Linked DNA regions of Homo sapiens: all the other regions are linked to region 4. A link is a loop called in an ENCODE intact Hi-C map of the cell type or tissue named here. Cell type or tissue: GM12878. All regions are shown on one strand. Links, peaks and the distances in the headings refer to the core of each region. The heading gives the core; the rest is flanking DNA. Region 1 overlaps GFOD1 (Gfo/Idh/MocA-like oxidoreductase domain containing 1). Region 2 overlaps GFOD1 (Gfo/Idh/MocA-like oxidoreductase domain containing 1). Region 3 has its middle 36 kb from the start of SIRT5. Region 4 overlaps GFOD1 (Gfo/Idh/MocA-like oxidoreductase domain containing 1).

Region 1 (5,428 bases), core at 892-4,891, 73 kb after region 4:
TTCTCCCCGCCAGGCACAGGAGCCAGCAGCTGGAGCGTGCTCTGAGTTTCAGGGGACCCCCCACCCAGACTGACTGGGGCTTCTGGGACTTCTCATAGGAAGAGTCAAGACCTCCTGCGCTTCTTTAAAAGGTGATGGGCTCAGTGTTCCCAGTGGCATCTGGAGGTGAAGCCGGTACTGTCTCAGGAGTGGAAGGCAATGGCCCACTGGCCTTTTTCTCCCCCACGTCACAGTCCCCATTTGCTGGAGCCCTTGAGGGGGCCACCGAAACTGTGGCTCTCATTCAGCCTCCCAAAGTGTTGCACTACTGAATACTCCTTTCTGTTTACACCAGCAGTGAATAGAGTCATGAAAAGAACATATTATATGCAATGGCTTGATGCTTAGTGTGGCAATCAAAAGCTTGCCTGGGCAGATGTAGGCAGGGGCTAGACAATAGTCATGGAGTTGTCACCAGGTCACTGTCTCTCTCCTTCCCCTTCCAGGTCTCTACTGTCCCCTGCAGCCACCACAAGGGCTAAGCTGTTGAATGAGCCCCTTGGTTTTTCCTTATAAACGCAATGACTTACTTGTGATTCTTGGTCTAATCCCAGGCTAAGAAACAAAACAAAAGCTTGTGATCTGACCCATTCCTTTGCTGCCTTCCTTCTCTTTCAGGCACCTGGACGTATTTAGTATTCTGCCCTGTGCCTTGCCCAGGGGAGGGAGAAGTTTCTAGCAAATGTGACTTTCTGTCTGCTGCCTGGTGCTTTTATAGTACTTCATCTGCTTTTTATTGTTGTTGTTGTGTTTTTTAACCAAAATGGCATTTGTTTGGCTGTCATTGTCGAGTATATATTTATTGTGTTTTACAAACATGAGTATATATGTATGTATATGTATAAAACCAAACTTATATATATAAGAAGTCAAGGCATGTATACTAGATATTTTAAAGAGTTATTTATCAAGGGAAAAAGATGTGTGTTATAAAGTAAACAGAGTCTATATTTTCTATATAATGTAGATAGTCAAACATAGCTTATAAATTATAGGAGGTTTTGGTTTTCTTTTTTATTATTAAAGGAAAAAAAGAAGAAAAAAAAAGACAATGAATGCAACTGTTCTTAGTGTTTTTAAGGCCAAACTACTGTGGAAGCTGGGAGGCGGCCCTCCCTGCGGGCCTCCAGCAGCCCTGTGCCTGCCGCTAGGAGCTCCAGAGCTGATGCCCGTTGTGATCTCTGCGATGCTCGATGCTCGGAGCCAGCGGTCAGCATCACTCAGCCAGCTGGCCTGTGCCGCTCTGACGTGGCTTCCAGCTGTTCTCCGCAATTTGCATTGGTGGGATAAAGGAATGAAAAGGATAAATAAAGATTTAAAAGAAAATACAATTCCAGCTCTTTGCCTGTTTTTTACACCCTGCTGCTCTCAATATAGGCGCCTGATCAGTTTGTGGGATCTGAAGCATGAATGGGTGCATCCAAGGTAGAGGGGTGTGGGTGCCTGTGGTGTTTGTGTGTGTGCTGGGGGAGGCTGTTCATGAGTCAGCATCCATGAAGCTGAACAATGGAAATCAACAGACCTACAATTTTGATTGAAAACCAACGCGTGTGGGAACTGGAGGCACTTCAAAGCCATCTGGTTCAAACCCTCATTTTGGAAATGTGAAAATGAAAGGCAAGTAACCTACCTATGGCCTCTGGGTATGTGTTTGTGTGTCCAAAGCTAGTGTGGACAACCAAAGCTAGTGTAGACAACAAGAGGATGAGAACATAGCTCTTAGATTGGGGGAGCAAATTTTAGAATTCTCTAGAATTCTCTAGTATTTTAACACTGTAACCTAATACTTCACACCAAGCACTGAAAAACAATTTTTTTTTTTTTTTGATACAGGATCTTACTCTGTCACCCAGGCTGGAGAGCAGTGGCATGATCACAGCTCACTGCACCCTCTACCTCCTGTGGCTCAAGCGATCCTACCACTTTAGGCTCTTGGGTTGCTGGGATTACAGGCACATGCCACCACGCCCAGCTAATTTTTTTTTTTCTGTATTTTGTAGAGATGGGGTTTCATCATGTTGCCCAGGCTGGTCTCGAACTCCTGGACTCAAGCGATCTGCGTGCCTCAGCCTCCCAAAGTGCTGGGATTACAGGCATGAGCCACTGTGCCCAGCACTGACCATTTAAAAGAGCGTCTTTGCTTACTTCCTTCTTAGCAGTGTTTAAGGGCAACCATCGCAGATTGAGCTCAGCCTAATTTCAAATTTGCATGACATAGAGTGTTTTATGGAGGGGCTGGCCTTTCCTTTCTATCTTTTGCTGAGTCTTAGAGAATGCTCATGAATGTTCCTTCTGGTCTATGGTTTCCCCTTCACTTAAAAATAAGAATTAATACTGCAAAATCTGAAATCTCATTCACTCCTTCATGAGCAGGTCCTGATATAAATACATCCAGAATTCAGTCCATCTATTATGATAACATTGTAGCAACCCCCTGTATCCACATAGATTATTGTCTTGAACATATGACATTCTCATACCACATGATTCTGCAGTAAATCTAACAGCAGTTCTAAATAAGGCCAAAAAGGAGAGTGCTTTGTCAAAACTAAAAGCACCATCCACCCAAATGTGAAGTGTCATCACGATGGCATCCATTCCCCTAAGTTTCTTTCAGCAATGTGACTTGAGAACCAACCCTCAATGAAAACTCGAATCTCCTAACCAGTTATATAAATTTTAAATCTAGGAGCTAGTTCTTCTTTCATGGATTTTGGATTCTCTTTGTGATGTTGGTTTGTCTCAATTTAGTCCCATTTCTTGCTTTGTAAACCTGCGATTATATGCCTCCTAGTAAACCACATGATATGATCAGCGCTGCTTTCATAGTCTCTGAACTGTTGCTTAAAAAGAACAGATATAATTGCATGGTAAGTCATTCAGGTTGCTCTTTACTGGTGAAATGAAGAGAAACCTGGGTGTCCTCTGATGTCTGTCTATACACCCCACCTCCCTGATTCACAGAACCATTTTCCGGTTTCACTTCTTGCTTCTTTTATCTTGTGCATTTTTAGCACCTGTTGTGACAAGCCTGGGTGACTCGATCTAAAAAATGAAATGACTTACAATTACTGTAAGAATGAATTACAGATACATGATGTATGCACAACTCTGTATAGAAATGAAAACAAAAATAACTTCACCTCACTCTAATTCATAGGCTACCATGTTATTGACCCTTATTTACCTAACTTTTGCTTAAGCAGGAAAGATCCCTCTGCCTAGATATCCCCTGGGCTTGGCGCCCTCACTCCTCCACCCCAGCCCTTATGCATTTGGCAGTAGTAATGGCCCCTGCAGGGAATGTTGTCCAAGAAGTCTAGATGATAGAGATGAAGAAGGCACATCACTTCACAGAGTTTATGCCAAGTCACCGCCAGAAGCGCAGTGTTACAATTTACTTAAGCCAAGACTGCTACAAAAAACTGATGCAAATGGAAGCTATTCAAAATCCTTTGCCTTGTGCATTCAAGTTGAGGCTCCCTTTTGAATCCTATCTCTGAGTCTACATCTGCTGGGTAAATTCCTGAACGATGACTTGAGCTGTGACAGCTTTTGTAGCATTGCTGTGGTCCAACCACAACTCTGTAAGATAAACTACCTAAGCTGGTTGTTGGACTTCCTCTAAAATGTCATTCTAATTATAGAAACACCTTTCTTTCCTGATTTTATACAGATTCTAATCACCTTAACTGCTTCTCTTCAGCCATGAATGAAAGCGAAAGATTAAGTCACTTTTAGAAGCCTTCTTGGGCAATTATAGATTAATTCATTTCTCGCTCATTGAAGGGACTCAATCCTAGAACAACAGTCTGGAATACATGTGTATGTATGCCCCTTTGTCTCTGACCTGCTCATCATTGGCCATCAATGCCCTGGGAAGGAGGGACCCTAGGAAGGCCTGAGGGGCTGCACCTGATGTGCAGGTCATGTGCACAGACCCCACAGGTTCAGGCTCAGTGTTGAAATTCCCTATGTCATTAACTCCCTTGTAGGAAGGATGAAAGGGTCTAGATCAGATTTAAGTCAGACATAGGCTATTTGAGGCGCCTGTGGGAATGGCAAATCACTCCAGACTCCTCAGAAGCAAAGGCCAAGCAGGCCTGAGAGCTAGTGAAACTCCAGGGAGAGGAGCAAGACCAGGATCTGCGCTTTCTCAGCTTCCCAAAGCTGTCTGTCTCGGAACTAACAAATGAGGCTGACTCTTCAGAGTTCTAGGCCAAGGGATCCGGACTTGACACTCAAGTTTCTGCCATGAAGCAAAAGACAGAGCTAGCCTGGAAAGAGCAGCTCTGTATCACTCCGGCTGTGAAGTGCTAAAACTCGACATCTCCCTGAGGAAACAGGAGAGAAGAAAGGATGGAGAGAAAAAAAGAGAGGAAGGAGCTGGCATTAATGGACCAGCAAGGGAAGGAGAAGGGAGCAGGAAAAGCGGTAGTTCACGTAGGGTAAATTAGATGAAGGGGAACAAACAGCGAAAGGTCAGAGGGCTCTGCACTTAAAATAAGGAAGCTTGTGAAGATAAGTAAATGTTGCCTGAGATATCTGAAGTAGGGTTCCTCTTTGGCTGACAAGCCTTAATCTGCACTCTGGAAACAGCTTGTATGAGGAGGAGGACGGCAGACAAGGAGGAATGAGGGAGGAATTCTTACAGGAACCATCTGGCTGAGTCACTTTTAGGGCTGTTCAAAGCTACCCAACTGTTGACATTTCCTGGAAATTCTTTAATGCCAACAATTGTGTTAAATGAGCAACATCCTTAAGACCCCGAGTGCACCTTGGATCCCCTCGTCCTTTCTTGTTGCGTTTGCGATTTGCAAATCCCCTGAACCTGAAGTCTTCAAGGATTCAGCATCTGCCATTTCACCATGTGTTAGTCCCCTCCCTGGGCCCCTTCAAACACACTCTCCACTCAGAAATCTACCATTTAGCCTTTATTTATTTATTTATTTATTTATTTTTGACGCACGCACAAGGCTTCTCACTCCTCCTCAGCTTTCAAAGAATCCACCCACTAGGCTGTCACTTCAATCTGCTGTCTCCTCCTGCAGCACAGAATTTCTGAAGAAAGTCCCCAGGTGAACCAGCCTGGCCAGCAGAAATGGATGCTCACCCACTCCATCTAGCCCCTGGCCTCTGCTCTCCTGGACTCCCTGGCTCAGTCCTCAGATCAGTTCCGGAACTTCTCTCCTTAGGTTTCCTGTAACATCCGGGTTTCTCCCTTACTTGCTTAAAACAACCTCTTGCTTTCATTCATCCATTCATTCACTCTGAGGCCATCTGAGGAAAGCTTCCTTACCTGCTTTCCTGATGACCTAATATATGCTGTACCCACCTACTTCCTCTTCCTTGAATGGGGAAACCAAGTCACAGGGAAAGATACATCTCT
Region 2 (5,428 bases), core at 988-4,987, 55 kb after region 4:
CTGCCCCAAGACTGAGGCTCTGGCCCTGCTCTGCACCTGTTTCTGTTGCTACTGCCTACAGGGAGCCCAGAGGTGGGGACACAATCTCATTGATAACAAGGGACTGAAAATAGATCTTAAAAACCCTAGAGCACCTCACTGAGTCTTTCTTTTTGATGGAGTAAAAACTACTGAAGGAACTCAGAAACAAAGAGAGTTTTGGAAGGAATGTAGACATATGTCTGAGAATACTTAAGACTCTTCCTCTGTGGGGGTTTCTAGAGCTTGCAGGCAGGTGACACAATGAGTGGACGGGGCTGGAGAAACTGTGGGAGGTAGAATTCTAAGAGGACCTTTGCCACTTGGTGTTACTTCTGTGATTAGTTCTACGGCAAAAAGGGGATCATCTGGGTGGGCCTAATCTAATCACAGGAGCTCTGGAAAGGTGGCAAATTCTCTCTCACTGGTGGCAAAAGAGGAAGTCCAAGGGCTTCCAAGCATGAGAAGCATCCAACTTCCACATGCTGTTGCTGGCTTGAAGATGGCAGGGCACACAGCAGGAAAGTGGGCTCTGTAGAAGCTGACAGCCAGCAAGGAGATGGGGACCTCAGTCCTATAGCCACAAGGAACCAAGTTCAACCAACAGCCTGAATGAGCTTGGAAGCAGATTCTTCTCCAGAATGATTGTGTGAAACCCTAATCAGGGATCCAGCTGAGCCCACCTGAACTTCTGTTCTAGAGAACTGAAAAGCAGTAAATGGGTGTTGTTTTAAGCTGCTCAGTTTGTGCTGGTTTGTTATAGCAGCAATACAAAACTAATACAGGACAGCAATGCACTAGAGACTGGTGAGGACTGTGGTATACTGGAGATGTACATGCCATCTAACTGTGGAAGCCACTAGATAGCTACAACTGAGTGTTGTCATGCAGGAGGCTCTGCAGAAGAAACCCAATGTTTCTGGATTTTTGCATTTTTTGAGACCAAAACTTAGGACTGTGTGAAATATATTGGCTTTTAAAAAAAAAAAAAAAACATATCTGCTGGGTAAATACACTTGTGATCCCTTCACTAAAGCACAACCCACCTTGAATAGAGAATTTCCTACATTTATTCTGAGATGTTGCCTAGTTTAAAGTATCTTGCCTTCCCACTGTACACACAGTGAGGATAGTGTTTCTCTTGAAGTATTGACTTGCAATCAACAAGGAGATTCTGAGGTTTTGTTGGGGACTAAGTGAGGGCTTTGGGAGATGATAGGAGGTTCCCAGCCTTTTGGATGTGTGATGAGGTTTCACGCCATGCTTGGGAAGAGAAAGCATAGATTCCTTTATTTCTCAACAGCCAGGCTGACCGCCATTCTAGGCCTCCATCCTCTTAGGTGGGTGGGTAGGAAATGGAATTGTAGTTCAACCCAGCAATCTCACCCAACCCAATCATTTGTGTTTTCTTGTATCTCAGCCTCTTTTACATGACTCTGGTGACCCAATGTTTGGCATTCTGCTTTTTCCTCTTCCACTCCAGAAATTGGCTCTTTCTATGGGGGTAGTGTGGCTTATGAGACTCTGGCTCTGTCCCTTGGATCCAGGGGGTGCACTGTGAATCCTGGCTTGTCCAAGCGTGGAGTGGTGGTGTAGGCTCAAGAATGGCTGTTCTAGGCCACTCTCTAGAATAGCGACCACCGAGGTACAGTAGTTGTCATTTGGCTATTTTGGACCAATATAGCAGGACTCAACTGCTGGAGTTCACAGTCCTGGCCATTTTCCTCTGTCCGCAAGTCCCTGACCACTGTCACCACTGTATCCAACTCCAAACCTCTGTTCTCCCATGGGACCTCTTGCCCCCGTCCCACCTCCCTGCCTCCTTAGACTCTGGTCTGTATGTGCCACTGACATGAAGGGGAGGACTGCCCCAGGCCTCCCTGCATGGGAAGCTGGCCACTAGCTTGGAAGGTCTCTTGGTTCTACATACCTACCTGTTGTTTCTAGACCTCTACCCTCAGTCTCCCTTGGGCTGGAAGTAGCAAGCTTTTCTTTTCTTTCCTGGGGAATGCCCCTGCTGGAAGGAGCTGGCTAGTGACTCCCCAATATCATATCTGCATTCTCAACTGTAGCCTCAAATATAAGCTGTAGAGATGGAGATGTATGGGATTTACCAATAAGGTAACAGAAATTCGAAAGTGTTTCAGGAGTAAATGCTCATTACACATGTGATAGTTTCCGTCATTAGATGACCAAATGCACACGAAGCAATCTGAGAAAATCCCCGTGCTAATGGGGGTTCCTGGGCAATAAGAGGGCCCAGGCAACAGGCTTGAGTCATGGGGGACGGTTCACAAAGGGGTTGGTGGGATAGGGGCTTGGCCTTATGGGCGGGTTGAATGTAGAAAGCACTTGAGCAATTAATTCAGTTCAACACTAAGTCCCATCAACATCAGCCATCCTGACTTCCTTTCACTGGCTGTAACCCTCTTTCCAAGCCCACTGATAGCCCCAGGAGCTTTAACACAGGAGCTGAATATGAGTCACTCTGACCCATTTCCGTTTCAGGTGTGAAATTAGGATGGAAACTTAATCAAATTGCCCTGAGACTTTAGATGTCACCCAGCAGAACATCGGGCCTCCCATCCCCACCGCCCTGGTTTCTGAAGCTCACTGCAGTCAGTCGCATGATTGTCTTCAGAGCCCTCCTTTTGTGCTGTGTGCTGCAGACATTGCATATATGTGCACAGGCAAGTGTAGCCAGTAAAAATAGGAGCGTGTATCTCTGGGTGACATGGGTGCAAAGAATAACCTAGCCAGCCTTAAGAGAAGGGTGATCAGAAGGCAGCAAGGGTGCAAAAGTTCAGATCAGACCCAAAGTACGACTTGATGGGAGGAATAAGTCCTAGCGTTCTATAGCACTGTAGGGTGACTGTAATTAGCAACAATTTATTGTATATTTTCAAATAGCTATAAGGAGAATACTGAATGTTCCCAACACAAAGAAATCATAAAGATTTGATTTCTTTGGCATGGGTGCAGTGGTTCATGCCTGTAATCCCAGCACTTTGGGAGGTCAAGGTGGGCAGATCACCTGAGGTTGGGAGTTTGAGACCAGCTTGACCAACATGGAGAAATCCTGTCTCTACTAAAAAATACAAAATTAGCTGGGCTTGGTGGCACATGCCTATAATCCCAGCTACTTGGGAGGCTGAGACAGGAGAATTGCTTGAGCCCGGGAGGCAGAGGTTGCAGTAAGCTGAGATTGCACTGTTGCACTCCAGCCTGGGCAACAAAAGACAAGAGTGAAACTTGATCTCAAAAAAAAAAAAAAAAAAAAAAAAGATTTGAGATGATGAATATGCTAATTACCTTGATCTGATCACTATACATTATATGTATTGAAACATCACTATACCCCAGCAATATGTATAATTATTACGTGTCAATTAAAAAAACTTATTTTTGGCTGGGCGTGGTGGTTCACACCTGTAATCCCAGCACTTTGGGAGGCTGAGACAGGCAGATCACTTGAGGTCAGGAGTTCAAGACCAGCCTGGCCAACATGGAGAAACTCTGTCTCTACTAAAATTACAAAAATGAGCCAGGTGCATTACAGGTGCATGCCTGTAACCCCAGCTACTAAGGAGACTGAGCAGGAGAATGGCTTGAACCTGGGAGGCGGAGGTTGCAGTGAGTTGAGATTGTACCACTGCACTCCAGCCTAGGCGATAGAGTGAGACTCTGTCTCAAAAAAAAAAAACAAACACACACACACACACACACACACACACACACAAAAAAAAAACATATTTTTAAAAAGACTAGGCTGGCTTTGTAGCCAGACAATCTGGGTTCAAATTCCAGATTTGACTCTACTACTATCGAGTTGTGGAATCAGAGGCAAGTTGCTTACCCCTCAGAGGCTCAGTTTCCACATCTGTAAGATGGGAACAGGACAAGTACCTGGTTGTGTAGACTAAAACATGAAAATGCATGCAAAATACATTGTGCCTCCTCTGGCACAAAGTAAGCACTCAATAAATGACTGTTGTTGCTATTTGAAATTGTACCATTTGTGCTATGAGCAGATCAGACTAGTCTTTTGAGTTGGGAAGTTGTATTGATGTTAAGAACTTTCATGGGGATTGAAAATCGGGGATTTAGTCTCTTCAAATGGCCTCTTTTAATGTATATGGAGGAAGGGACAGAGGGAAGAGTGAGATTTAGACAAGTCAATCCTGATGATACTTCCACTTCTTTTGCAGTTTCTAACTTCAAAAAAAAAAAAAAAGCGTAGTGTGTGTGTGTGTGTGTGTGTGTGTGTGTGTTGGGGGAGCAGGAAGGAGATTAGCAGGAAGAAAAATAAAAGGGGAAAAAGAGCTGGGCTAAATGGAGTGTTGCAGTAAGTGAGTGAGAGAGTGAAAGTGACTAAATGTCCCATGTCTCAGGGTGCAGGGATGGAGGGATTATAAATAGCTCTGTTCATATGCTTAGTTCTGTTGAAACCAGAGATTTGTCTTTGACCTGCCTTTTTTCTTTTTCTTTACTCTAAACTCCAATTCTGCTTAATCTTTCTTGAATCACAGATTATTTTAAGAATCTAATGAACCTCTCTCAGAAAACTGTGCATCAGGATATACACACAACAGTTTTTATAAACAGTCCAGTATTAGCAGTTTCCCAGATTCCACATTAAACACCATTAATCTTATTTTAGACCATTTTTTATACCCGAACCAAACTCTGAATGATGAATAGGCAAGCTCCTATGCATGCTTCAGAACCCAGCTCAAACGTTCCCTCTCCAGCAAAACTTTCTTCCATGCCCAAATCGGTTGGGCAGCCCTTCCTTCATGGTTTCATTGTTTATCACTTTCTGAGATCTGCATTCCATAATCACGCCTTTCCTGATTGGTCTCCTCTACTAGACTGTGAGCTCTTATTCATCTTTCTTACTCATTTTTTGGTCCCAGTGCCTAGCACAGAAATGTTGAAGGAACAAAGTATAAATGAAGATAATGAGTTCCCTACTTGAAATGCAAAGCAAGCCGTCTCTACCTTCTGCAAATGCGAGGAAAAAATAGGAAGCCATATCTGATGGGACTTCTTTTGGGGGCTCTGCCAATCTGCTGGGACAGCTGCAAGCCAGCCTGCAGAACTAGCATCCGTTTTGGCTTCTAGAAGATAAGGGGCTGTCAACACAAGTGGAATGATGGGGAGGAACTCGTGGAAAGTAGCATTGCCTCTGAGATTTCCACCATGATTAGATCAGGGATTGTGTGATTGGAAGTGTGCTCACGGGGAGGGATGCTTGAGGTTCCAGGCTGATTATGTTAGGGAACAGCCCTGGTCCCTGGGTGGCCAGGTGTCAGCCATCCTTCAGGTACCCAGGGATAACTTCCCTGATGAAGGGCAGCAACGGGTACCTGCTCTGTGGGACAACAGAGCTCCATCTTTCCCTAGAGGT
Region 3 (5,428 bases), core at 999-4,998, 110 kb before region 4:
AGGGCCGGCTGGCCGCTCCGAGTGCGGGGCCCGCCAAGCCCACGCCTACCCGGAGCTCCACATGGCACGCAGGCGCCGCGCAGCAGCCACGGTTCTCGCTCGCGCCTCTTCCTCCACACCTCCCTACAAGCTGAAGGAGCCTGCTCTGGCCTTGGCCAGCCCAGAAAGGGGCTCCCACAGTGCAGCGGTGGGCTGAAGGGCTTCTCAAGCACGCCCAGAGTGGGCGCCAAGGCCGAGGAGGCGCCGAGAGCGAGCGAGGGCGCACGCTGTCACCTCTCAATATGACGTTAATGTACATACTATAATTTCTTTACTCATTTACCCAACGACAGATACTTAGGTTGATTCCATCTCTTGGCTGTTGTGAATAGTGCTGCAATGAAAATGGGAGAGCTCTTCAATGCACTGATTTCAATTCCTTTGGATATAAATCCAGGAGTGGGATTGCTGCATCATATGGTAGTTCTAATTTTGATCTTTTGAAGAACCTCCAAACCATTTTCTGTAGTGGCCAATTCGCATTCTGGGACCACACTTTGAGAACCACTGTCTTTACATGTAAGCAGGGAGAGCACAACTCTGTGGCCTGGTCTTACTGTCTTAATTCTTGACCTTCTGTCCCTCAAATAGGATATTTGCCAACGTATCCATTTTTTTTTTCATGTTCCCCAGGCTGTCATCTAGTAAGTTCTGTCTGCCGGGAACACTCTTCTTTCTCTATTCCTCCAATCTCCTGTACTCCCGTGTTCTGCCTGGTTAATTATCATTCATCCTGCAGGTATCTGTCTATTTGGGTGTATGTTTGTGCATCTATTTTTAAAAAGCAAATTTATTGAGATAGAATTCACATACCATACAATTCACCCATTTAAAGTACACAGTTCAGTGGTTTTCGTAGAGTCACAGATACGTGCAGCTATCACGATCGTCCATTTTAGATGATTGTCACTTCCCCGAAAATAAATCCGTTTGTCATAAGCTATCACCTCTCTGCCTCTCCCTTTTCCACTCCCAACCCTAAGCAACCAGTAATCTACTTTCTGTCTCTATAACTTTCCCTGTTTAGGATATTCATGCAGATTAAATCTTATAGTATGTGGTCTTTTGTGACAGGCTTCTTTCACTTGGCATAATATTTTTAAGGTTCATCCTTGTTGAAGCATGTATCGACATTTTATTCCTTTTTATAGTGGAATGATATTCCATGCCTCATTTTGGTTCTCCATTTGTCCATGTGTAACCCTGGACAATTGGGTTGTTTTCATCTTTTGGCTATTACAAATAATGCTGCTGTAAACATTCTTTTTGTGAGATGGAATTTCACCTTGTAGCCCATGCTGGAGTGCAGTGGCATGATCTCGGCTCACTGCAACCTCCGCCTCCTAGGTTCAGGCAATTCTCCTGCCTCAGCCTCCTGAGTAGCTGGAATTACAGGCGCCCGCCACCATGCCCGGCTAATTTTTGTATTTTTAGTAGAGACGGGGTTTCATCGTGTTAGCCAGGCTGGTCTTGAACCCTTGACCTCAGGTGATCCACCTGCCTCGGCCTCCCAAAGTGCTGGGACTACAGGCATGAGCCACTGCACCCGGCCCTGTAAACATTCTTGTACAAGTTTCTGTGTGGACAGATGGTTTTATTTCTCTTAGATATATATCTAGAAGTGGAATTGCTGGGTCATATAGTAACTCTTGTTTAATTGGTTGAGGAACTACCATCTGTTTTCTAAAGCAGCTGCACCATTTTACATTCCTACCAGCAGTGTGCAAATGTCTAATTTCTCTACATCTTGCTAACACTTGTTATTGTCTGCCATTTTAAAAATCATAATCATCCTAGTGTGTGTGAAGTATTATCGTGGTTTTGATTTGCATTTCCTTGGTGTCTAGTGATGCTGAGCATTTTGTCATGTGCTTTTTGGCCACTTGTATATCTTCTTTGAGGAAGAGTGTATTCAGATATTTTACCCATTTCTGATTGGATTGTCTTCATAAGAGTTCTTTAAATATCCTAGATGCAAGTCCCTTATCAGATGTATGATTTGCAAACATTTTCTCCCATTCTGTGGGTTATCTTTTCACTTTACTGGTGGTGTCCTTTGAAACATAAAAGCTTTTAATTTTGATGAAATGTAATTTATCTATTTTTTTCTTTTGTTTTTCATGATTTTGTTGTCATATCTAAGAATCTTTTGCCACATCTAAGGTCATGAAGATCTACCTCTATTTTCTTCCAAGGGTTTTATAGCTCTTGCTCTTACATTTAGGTCTTCGACCCATTTTGAGTTAATTTTTTGGAGATGGTTTGGGTAGAGGATCCAACTCCATTCTTTTGCATGTAGCTATCCTGTTATCTCCACACCATTTGTTGAAAAGACTGCCCTTTTCCCATTGAACGATCTCAGCACCCTTGTCAAAAATCAATTAACCATGGGTATATGGATTTACTTCTGGACTCTATTCTATTCCATTGATTTATGCATGTTTCCGTGTGCCAGCACCACATTGTCTTGATTACCCTTTCTGCTTAAATGTTGTTACAGTATTTCATCAAATGCATTGTGATCTTGCAGATGTTAAAGTGTAAAAAGGAAGGATCAGTGTTTCTTGTATCCCAATGCCTGAGATGTTAAGGTCTTAGGATTGATTAAACGCATGTGTCTGGGAAAACTTTCTTTATCCCGATAGACTAGATTAATCCTCTGCTCTGTGTCCCTGTTTCACCCAGGACTCATCACAGCATTTATCATACTATTGTGACTGTTCCTCTTAAAGCCAGCGGTTCTCAAAGTGTGGCCCACAGACCAGCAGTATCACCCTCACTTGGGAACTTGTTAGACATGCAAATTCTCAGACCCCCACCCCAGCCCACTGAATCAGATACTCTGGAGGAGGGGCCCAGCCATGTGTATTTTATCAAGGCCTCTGAGTGAATCTGACACACACCGAGGTTTGAGAGCCCCTTGATTCAGAAGGTCTGTGAGGGTAGAAAGCACACCTATCTGCCCACCATTGTGTCCCTAGCACTTGGCATGGTGCCTGGTATGGATTAACAATCAATAAATGTTGAATAAATAAATAAATGAACGAAGTGCCGTGACTTGCCCAAGGTCATATGGACAGTAGGTGAAAGCTGAGAGCTACATCACCTCTTTCTGTCTTGGTTGCCGGGCTTATGGTGTGAGGTTGACAGGAATATCCTAATTCATTCAACAAGCATTTGTTAAAGAATTACTGCGTTCTCAACATTTTGCAAAATTTGGCCAAATGCTCTAGCTTTGGTAATAAAATGTGAGGCATCAGTAGATAACTTTGTAGGATCATTAGAAGCACTTCAGGTTCAGAAAGAATTGGGGAAAGTTAGACTTTATTAAACAGCAGGGGGAGCTTTGTGAAGAAGAAAGCAGCCCATGTTGTAGGGCAAGCCAACCCAGCATAAGGACACTTATTTATTTAAGAATAAATTGGTTCAAAGCCGCTTTTACACTCAATTCCTATAGACACACCCTTCTTCCTATTGGATTTCATTATCTGGACATTCTCTTTACACAGGCTTAATAAAATCACTCTTAAGATAACAACAAAGCTTTAAAGAACATATTTGTGAAAAAAACAACAATATTCTAATATTCTGAAATAATAAAAAATTCAGCTAATCACAAAATAAATGCATGTCACTGGGGTTATATATGTTTTATATTAGGCATATTATGCCTAATAGTTTTAAGTTCTAATGAGGCAAAAAAGGTGAAAGGTTAACTAAACAAAGGACATTGTTCTCCTTGATTTTTGAATGGTTATATGGATTCTGAGGATGTGTTTTCATAATTATTAGAACATCGATGCTTTTCTTTTAAATCTTTGAGAGTATTTAAAGTGCATTCTAAACAATGTTTGGCACAGTAGTAGGAAACCACTCCTGTAAATTTTATTAGATTGCTTTGGGAAGGTACAGGTTATCAGAACAGAGGAAACCGAGTTATGCAGAAGACAAAACACACTGTTTATGGCCAACTTCTGCATCCCCACAAAACACACTGTTTATGGCCAACTTCTGCATCCCCACAGAGTCTCATTACTAAGCAAAAGCCTTCCTCAATCATCCAACTTTAATTTTATAACACTGTTTTAATAGAAATCCACATTGTATCCTGCTTTATTGGAAGTGGGTCTCATTTTGATGGAGCCAGTCCTTTGCACAAGGTTTCCCCTGAAACCTCCTGAGACTTTTATCAGTGTGCAAAGGAGACAACCTACAGCTGTTTTGTGTGAATTGGCTGCTGTTAAAACAAGACAGGCAATAAAAAGAGAAGGCAAATTTAAAGCTGTAAAGCAAAGACTTTGAAATCAGAGTGCAGTGCCAGCCAGTCATTCTGGAAATATTTTAATCATTCAATAAGAAAAAAAGGTTTTCTCTAGAGTGGATGATTCTACAAAATTTTTCAACTATAAGCTTTCAACTTCAATGGAGATGGAACAAATGAGTGGATTTATTAGTCATATGACTTCAAACAAGTTATTTAGCCCATCCATGCCTCAGTTTCCTGATTTTTAGAATGGGGATAGTAATCAATAGCACTTACCTTGCAAGCTGGTTGCGAGGGCCGCACATGTACAGAGCTTGGCAGAAAGCCTGGCAAACATTCACCGTCCAGTAGATGTTTGCCACTATGTGCAATTGTTTTCTTTGATGCTCATGTTCACAATCTCTTATCTGCATTTCCCAAATCCAAAAAAAGCTCTGCAAACCCCAAACTTGCTGGTACGATCTGTTCTGAATTGACAGGAGGCTGATGGGAGGCTTTTTTTTTTAAATACCATTTGGGATAAATTTTATATGTTTTGTAGTACAGATATTAATGTATTTACCCTTCTAAAATCCAAAATGTTCTAAATTCCAAGCCACTCTAGCCCCAGGGGTTTCAAATATATGATTTAGGGCCTATTTCTACAAGATGCCAATGCGACTCAGAGAAAAATGAACAAACAGTGGATTCATAGATACCTGGATTTGAATCCAGATGTGGTCATCTACCTTGTGGGCCTTGGGCAAGCAACTTAACTTCTCTAAAGGCTCAAGTGATTGATACACAATTCCTATTACTGCACAGGGTGCAAACTTCTTCATATTCTTGCACCTCCACTCACAACGGTATCTTTCCCTTCATTCGTCCTTACAACCAACCACTTTTGGGGATTGCCACATACCTGGTTTGTTCAAGGCCACTCTCCCACTGCACCCTTAGCTAACTATACCACAGGTGAACTGCGTATGAGCCAATGAGAAAGTTCTGTGGATTCCAAGAAGGGAGGGAATGATTCAGAGGAAGGAATTGGGTTGATACATTTCTGATACCAGCTAACAATCAACTGGGATAAATTCCCAAAGGGCTGCTGCCCCACAGGTAATTTGCACCAAGGTAAAAATGGTT
Region 4 (5,428 bases), core at 459-4,458:
CCTGTTGGTTTTTTGTTTTGATGTTTGCCTGCTCAGAGTGGGTTCAGAAGCCATGTGGTGTGTGACTTGGGCCTTGCTGGGGCTGAGTCACCGGGGAATGAGAACCCTCTCCTCCCTGAGCTGTGTTAACAGAGTAGAGGCAGAATGCTGCTGAGGAAATGGTCTCTTAGTGATTTTGAATACCGAGGGTGGAGAGAATTGCTTTTTTCATGAAATCTGCCGTTAGAGGCACAGGCTCTGAACAATCAAATATTTCTGCCAAGCTTTGGATTTTGAAGGCAGGCAAAAGGAAGGAGGGACTTTGGGAAAATGACTTTAATTAGAGATTTTTAGCTGGTGACATTTCATACTTGGTGCAACCTGGGAACTAAATGTAAGTGGTCATTTAAGTTTGTATTGAGGTGCTGGGTCCTTTATTGCTTTGGTTTCTTTCTCATCACAGATGAAAAGCTTCATTCTTAAAATAAAATTTGCATAATGCTAATTGGAGTAGGGCCGTTCAGAGAAGAGAGTGGGTGCAGTTTTTTAGTTAGAAAAGTGCCACCAAGCTCTGTAGCTAAAAGGGCATTTGGCCCTATTGGTGAGTGTGGAATTATCTGGAGGGAAGGCTCTTTCAGCGTATGACTTTAAAGAAAGATCACAGAGAAACTGAAAGTCCAAATGAACCTGTGTGAAAGTGCGGCTAGTCAAGACAAGGTGGTACCATCATGCTCCTTTTGGACGAGGAGAGAATATGAGTGGTAGAGTAGAAAGAATAGGAGGTCCAGGATGGAATCTTGACTCAGACTAAATGACCTTGGAACAATTGCTTAACATTTCTGAGCCTCAGTTTCTTCATCTGCAAAATGGGCAATAATAATAATCTTACTTGCCTAGAGTGGTAAAGATTGGACACCATAACCGTGTGGTACACAGCACAGACCGTGGCAGAGCAGGTGCTATCATCATAGTCCCCACCACCACTAACCTCAGGCCCATAGATTTCAGTTTCCCTTCTCCAACTCATTCTTCTTTGCAGAATATAACATAGTGATTCAAAATAAGCAATGTGAAATTAAATGGCCCTGATTCAGTCCCAAACCCAGACTTATTAGCTGTTTGACCTGAGACAAATGCCTTCACTGCTTTCTTTATGCCTCGGTTTCCCGATGTATAAATATGGCAGTGAATATCAAATGAGATGAAGCACATATAAGGCATTCGTATGATGGCTGGACTGTAGAGAGGGCAGGAGAAGGTTACCTGAAAAGTTGGAGATGGAGTGTCCTCAGGTAGGTATCCTGATGGGAGGGAGTCCTGGAGAAAGAGAGGGTGAGGAGTAGAGTTTGGTAGCGAGCCTGACAGGAGGAGGAGGGAGTAGGGCAGACCACCCAAGACCCACAGATAGCCCTGGTTTCCACTGTCTGGAGGCTGTGCTGGAGGCCACAAGGATACTTTTCCCTACCCGCTGTCCCACTACTCCTGCCATAGGTGGACTCCAAGAGCTTCTTTCATTAAGTCTTCCCCATTGTACACAAGCTGCCCGTCTCTATGGGAACCCCATAATAGGAGTGTTGAGAATATGGATAACACTGTGGCCAATCCCTGCACTCTGTTTATGCTTGATGCCATACCCTATGTGGCTCGGGTTCCTTCACAGTGCAATGGCTGGATTTTATTTTTTAATTTTTATTTATTTACTTATTTATTTATTTTGAGGTGGAGTCTCGTTCTGTCACCCAGGCTGGAGTGCAGTGGTGTGATCTCGGATCACTGCAACCTCTGCCTCCCAGGTTCAAGTGATTCTCCTGCCTCAGCTTCCCAAGTAGCTGGGATTATAGATGTGTGCCACCATGCCCGGCTAATTTTTGTATTTTTAGTAGAGAGGGGGTTTCGCCACATTGGCCAGGCTGGTCTCGAACTCCTGGCCTCAAGTCATCCACCCGCCTCTGCTTCCCAAAGTGCTGGGGTTACAGGCATGAGCGACTGCTCCCGGCCTGGCTGGATTTTAAAAGCAAGCATTCCTACAGAGTGCAGCTACACAGAAGCTGTGATCACCTTTTATAGCTGACCCTTGGAAGTGACATGGTGCCATTTCCACTGCATATTTTTTCATTAAGCTGGTCCCAAAGATCCATCCAAATTCAAGGGGAAGGACATATATTTCACTTCTTCATCAGGAAGTGGCAAGGTTCTGGAAGAACATGTGAGATGAGAAGTAGTGTGATCACTTTTGAAAAATACAACCTGCCATACCACTCTATACATGCATGTGTGTGTATATATATGTATAGTAGCATATTTGTATAATAATGTATATATTACATATCTATGTAATATTCATACATATGAATATATAAAACTTAAATGTTTTACAAAATAATACTTCCCTTATTACCTAGGGTACACTCTATGTTCTCTTCTATTCTTTTAAGAAAGATGCTCTTTGCCAACCCACTCAGTTGATTTCCTGCCACACTATTGTGTTGTGCCCTGTTCTATTTCTTCCAGATAGCCTTGGGCAAAGGGCTGTTTCTTAGAGCGCCAGTGTCTAGGCTGTGCTCAGGGCACTACCTGACTACGTTTCTGGCCAAGCTTTATGACGTCAGCAGTTCCTGTTGTACTCCTGGTTTTTGGCTAGCAGTAAACCCAAACTTTTCTGTCTGAGAGGACCGTGGAACTCACCCTCTCCCTGTGTCTGAAATTCCCTGAGGTCTTTGCATTCGATAGGCATTCAATTGCATTCAATAGTTTGTCGTTCTTAAAGCAGCAAGCTGGCAGAGCATCCTGGTTGATGGCATATAAACAAACCAATTCATAAGTACAGCCATTATTTCACGTTGGGGCCACACAACCCTTTGACAGCCAGTGTCTGCCGCATAGGAGACCAGCTCCTCCAGGCAGCCTGTGGCGCTGTTTCCCTTTACTGGCAGCTGTGCTATGGCCAGCCAGGGCTTCTCAGCCCAAAATGAGATAGCTCCAGTCTTTTCACTCTCATGAAAAGAACAGCTTCCCACCCATCTTGATTTCTGCTGGGGTCTTTCCTCTTTGTGCCATTTGAGAGCCACCTGGGAGCACATCTTAGTAAATATATGACCTGGGCTCATGTTTGTAGAGTCCTGTCTGAGCATCTAGCAAGCTGGCTCACGTGCTCAGGGACTTGGTACCAATTAAGACATTTATTCCCACTTTTCATATGGTCGAGAAGATGTATGTCCAACACAGTGCTTTTAACTAGGTCAGAGAAAAAGCAGGCGGGAAGCTATACATTTTACAATACTTAGTGGACCTTCTTGCTAGAATTAGTGAATGGTCAGAAAGTCCGCTTCTGATGGAGGGCCAAAGGGAGCTCTTTCAGCTCACAGCCGGGCTGTGGTGTTTGGGGAGGGAAGTTTGAGAGTGGCCGCAGAAGTACAGATGATCAAAAGCAGTACTCCTGCCGCCCGCCCTGGGAGGGGGCCTGGACTCCCTCAGGGAAGGCTTTTTTGGTGCTTTGGGTAGAGAAGCTGGAGATAGCAACTGTTGAATTTCCCCAGGCTTCGTGATTTAAAGCCCTGAGCCTTTTTCCATTGTTGTTCTTGCAGCGGCCTTTAATGTGCTGGGTGTGAAAGGGAGTGGAAATGAAAAGCCAGCGCATCGCATCGCACTGGGGGCCTGAGATCAGAAGGTGATGGAAAATGGAAATGTCAAGTTTGCGTTTCCACTGCTGGCCGCAAGGGCCTCAGGCGGCACCCCCTCCTCCCGCCTCGGCTTTCGCATCCTTCTCACTTCCTCCCCAGCCCCCCAGTTTTCACACGGCCCAGTGATAAGTGTCACTCTGGGCTGAGTGAGGCTCGTGGCTTGTCAAAAGAGGCACTAGGACGAGAACAGAGAAATTCAGCATGGGCTTGAGAGGCACGTAAAGGAACTGGCCTTCTAAAGACACCGCAGAGAGACCGCAAAGTGGGTTGGTTTTCCTTTTCTAACACTGAGAAGAAAAGGAGTTCAAAATTCACACATGGTTGATAGAAAAGACGATCTGTTTCCACATGGACTTTCCTATCTCTGTGGTGCCCAGGATGCTTAGACCTGTGAGTCTTTGAACCCAGCTTGTGTTGATGTAGCTCGGGGCACTGTCAGGCCTTTGTGCCCAGCCAGGCGTGGAGGTGTTTGAAAAGAGAGCCATCAACACCTTTCCATCGGGGACTTGCGATTTTTCTCTTTTGGTTGAGTCAACTTTGAAGTTTAGTAGTTCCTTCCCACGCTTGGTGGCCACAATGTCACGAGGCTCAGCCTGGTGTCGTGGGGCTGCTAAAGATTCCGTAGAGGCTGGAAAGGTGCCTGTCAGGGGCACCAGGAATTACGTACAAGTCTAAGGAAGCTCCAGGCTTAGGAAATAGTGGGATAAACCTTCCTTTATTATCGCATGGGATAATCACATTTGTGAAATGTAGATGTCTCAAATTTATACAAATTGAATTCTGAAAAACATCAGAAAAGTTTATTACAAAGCCTTTTTTTTTGAGACAGGCTCTTACTCTGTCACCCAGGCTGGAATGCAGTGGTACAATCACAGCTCACTGTAGCGTTGAACTCCTGGGCTCACGCGATCCTCCTGCCTCAGTCTGCTGAGTAGGCGGGACTAGAGGTGCACACCACCATGCCGGGCTAATTTTTGTAGCGATGAGATTTCACCATATTGCCCAGGGTGGTTTCAAACTCCTGGGCTCAAGGGATTCGCCTGCCTTAGCCTCTCAAAGTGCTGGGATTACAGGCATGAGGCACTGCGCCTGGCCAACAAAGTCCTTTTTTATCATCATGTTTTTAACTCTTCACAGTTTTCTATGTCTGTTACCTCACTTGAGCCCAGCTGGATTTTTGACCATTTGGATAACAGTTATTGGATTTTTCTGGAAGTCTCTACATGCATGTTCTCTGTTCAAAGGGCTTGAGGTGGACAAGTTATGCATGGCCTTCAGTTTTGGGAAGACTCTGTATGATCCTGATAAATGTAATTTCAAGATGATTATATCAAACTGAAAAAGGTGCATTGTGATCCTCTGTTACCTCAGTTTTGTCCTGTGAGGTCCAATCACACACAACTTCGGAGCCACTGCCCGCTTCCTTGTAGTTTACAAAAAATGCTTTGCCACGCTCATCACAATAACTGTGAGAGAGATATGATTATATTTCTGCTGTGCAGAGGAGAAAACTGAGGCCCAGAGAAGTTAAGTAACCTCCCCCAAGACACAGATATGAGAAAGAGATGAGACTCAAACCCCAGCCTTCTGGCACCAGGGGCATGTTCTTCCACCAACAGACACTGACAGCCGTTGCCAGAACAAGAGAAAGCTGGGCAGAAGTCGACACCTTTGGCAAAGGGCTGCCTGTCCTCTGGCCTTGCTGGTTGTTAGCCCCGCTTCTGCTCATAAGGTCCTGCATTATCCCTCGCTCAGGGGTTGCCTTGCGA

Evidence for each region. Peaks named below come from ENCODE experiments on the same cell type or tissue, not always from the same donor. Only the 100,000 strongest peaks of a DNase experiment are listed, where the experiment ranks them.
Region 1: it touches region 4 in a loop (5-fold over the local background); 10 of 110 quality-filtered maps call a loop at or near these places.
Region 2: it touches region 4 in a loop (6-fold over the local background); 6 of 110 quality-filtered maps call a loop at or near these places.
Region 3: it touches region 4 in a loop (4-fold over the local background); 17 of 110 quality-filtered maps call a loop at or near these places.

Annotation. Positions count from the first base shown.
Region 1 is chr6:13,353,772-13,359,199 of GRCh38, reverse strand. It overlaps GFOD1 (Gfo/Idh/MocA-like oxidoreductase domain containing 1), which reads left to right. Exons shown (of 2, transcript NM_018988.4): 2 at 1-1,370. Among named protein-coding and RNA genes, the nearest start is that of TBC1D7-LOC100130357, 28 kb to the right of the region's middle. RefSeq lists a silencer at 3,495-3,584. In GM12878, for the core only: no CTCF peak of the experiment used is centred there; DNase peaks (open chromatin) are centred at 2,999 and 3,598; H3K4me3 peaks cover 2,033 bases; H3K27ac peaks cover 3,717 bases.
Region 2 is chr6:13,372,603-13,378,030 of GRCh38, reverse strand. The region is part of intron 1 of GFOD1 (Gfo/Idh/MocA-like oxidoreductase domain containing 1); the gene reads left to right. Among named protein-coding and RNA genes, the nearest start is that of TBC1D7-LOC100130357, 47 kb to the right of the region's middle. In GM12878, for the core only: no CTCF peak of the experiment used is centred there; a DNase peak (open chromatin) is centred at 2,510; H3K4me3 peaks cover 361 bases; H3K27ac peaks cover 3,593 bases.
Region 3 is chr6:13,536,224-13,541,651 of GRCh38, reverse strand. No RefSeq gene overlaps it. Among named protein-coding and RNA genes, the nearest start is that of SIRT5, 36 kb to the left of the region's middle. In GM12878, for the core only: a CTCF peak has its summit at 3,359 (motif pointing right); a DNase peak (open chromatin) is centred at 3,376.
Region 4 is chr6:13,426,704-13,432,131 of GRCh38, reverse strand. All of the region lies in intron 1 of GFOD1 (Gfo/Idh/MocA-like oxidoreductase domain containing 1), which reads left to right. Among named protein-coding and RNA genes, the nearest start is that of GFOD1-AS1, 57 kb to the left of the region's middle. RefSeq lists enhancers at 825-884, 975-1,074, 2,794-2,863, 3,874-4,303. In GM12878, for the core only: CTCF peaks have their summits at 2,884 and 3,710; DNase peaks (open chromatin) are centred at 661, 2,737 and 3,941; H3K4me3 peaks cover 2,163 bases; H3K27ac peaks cover 4,000 bases.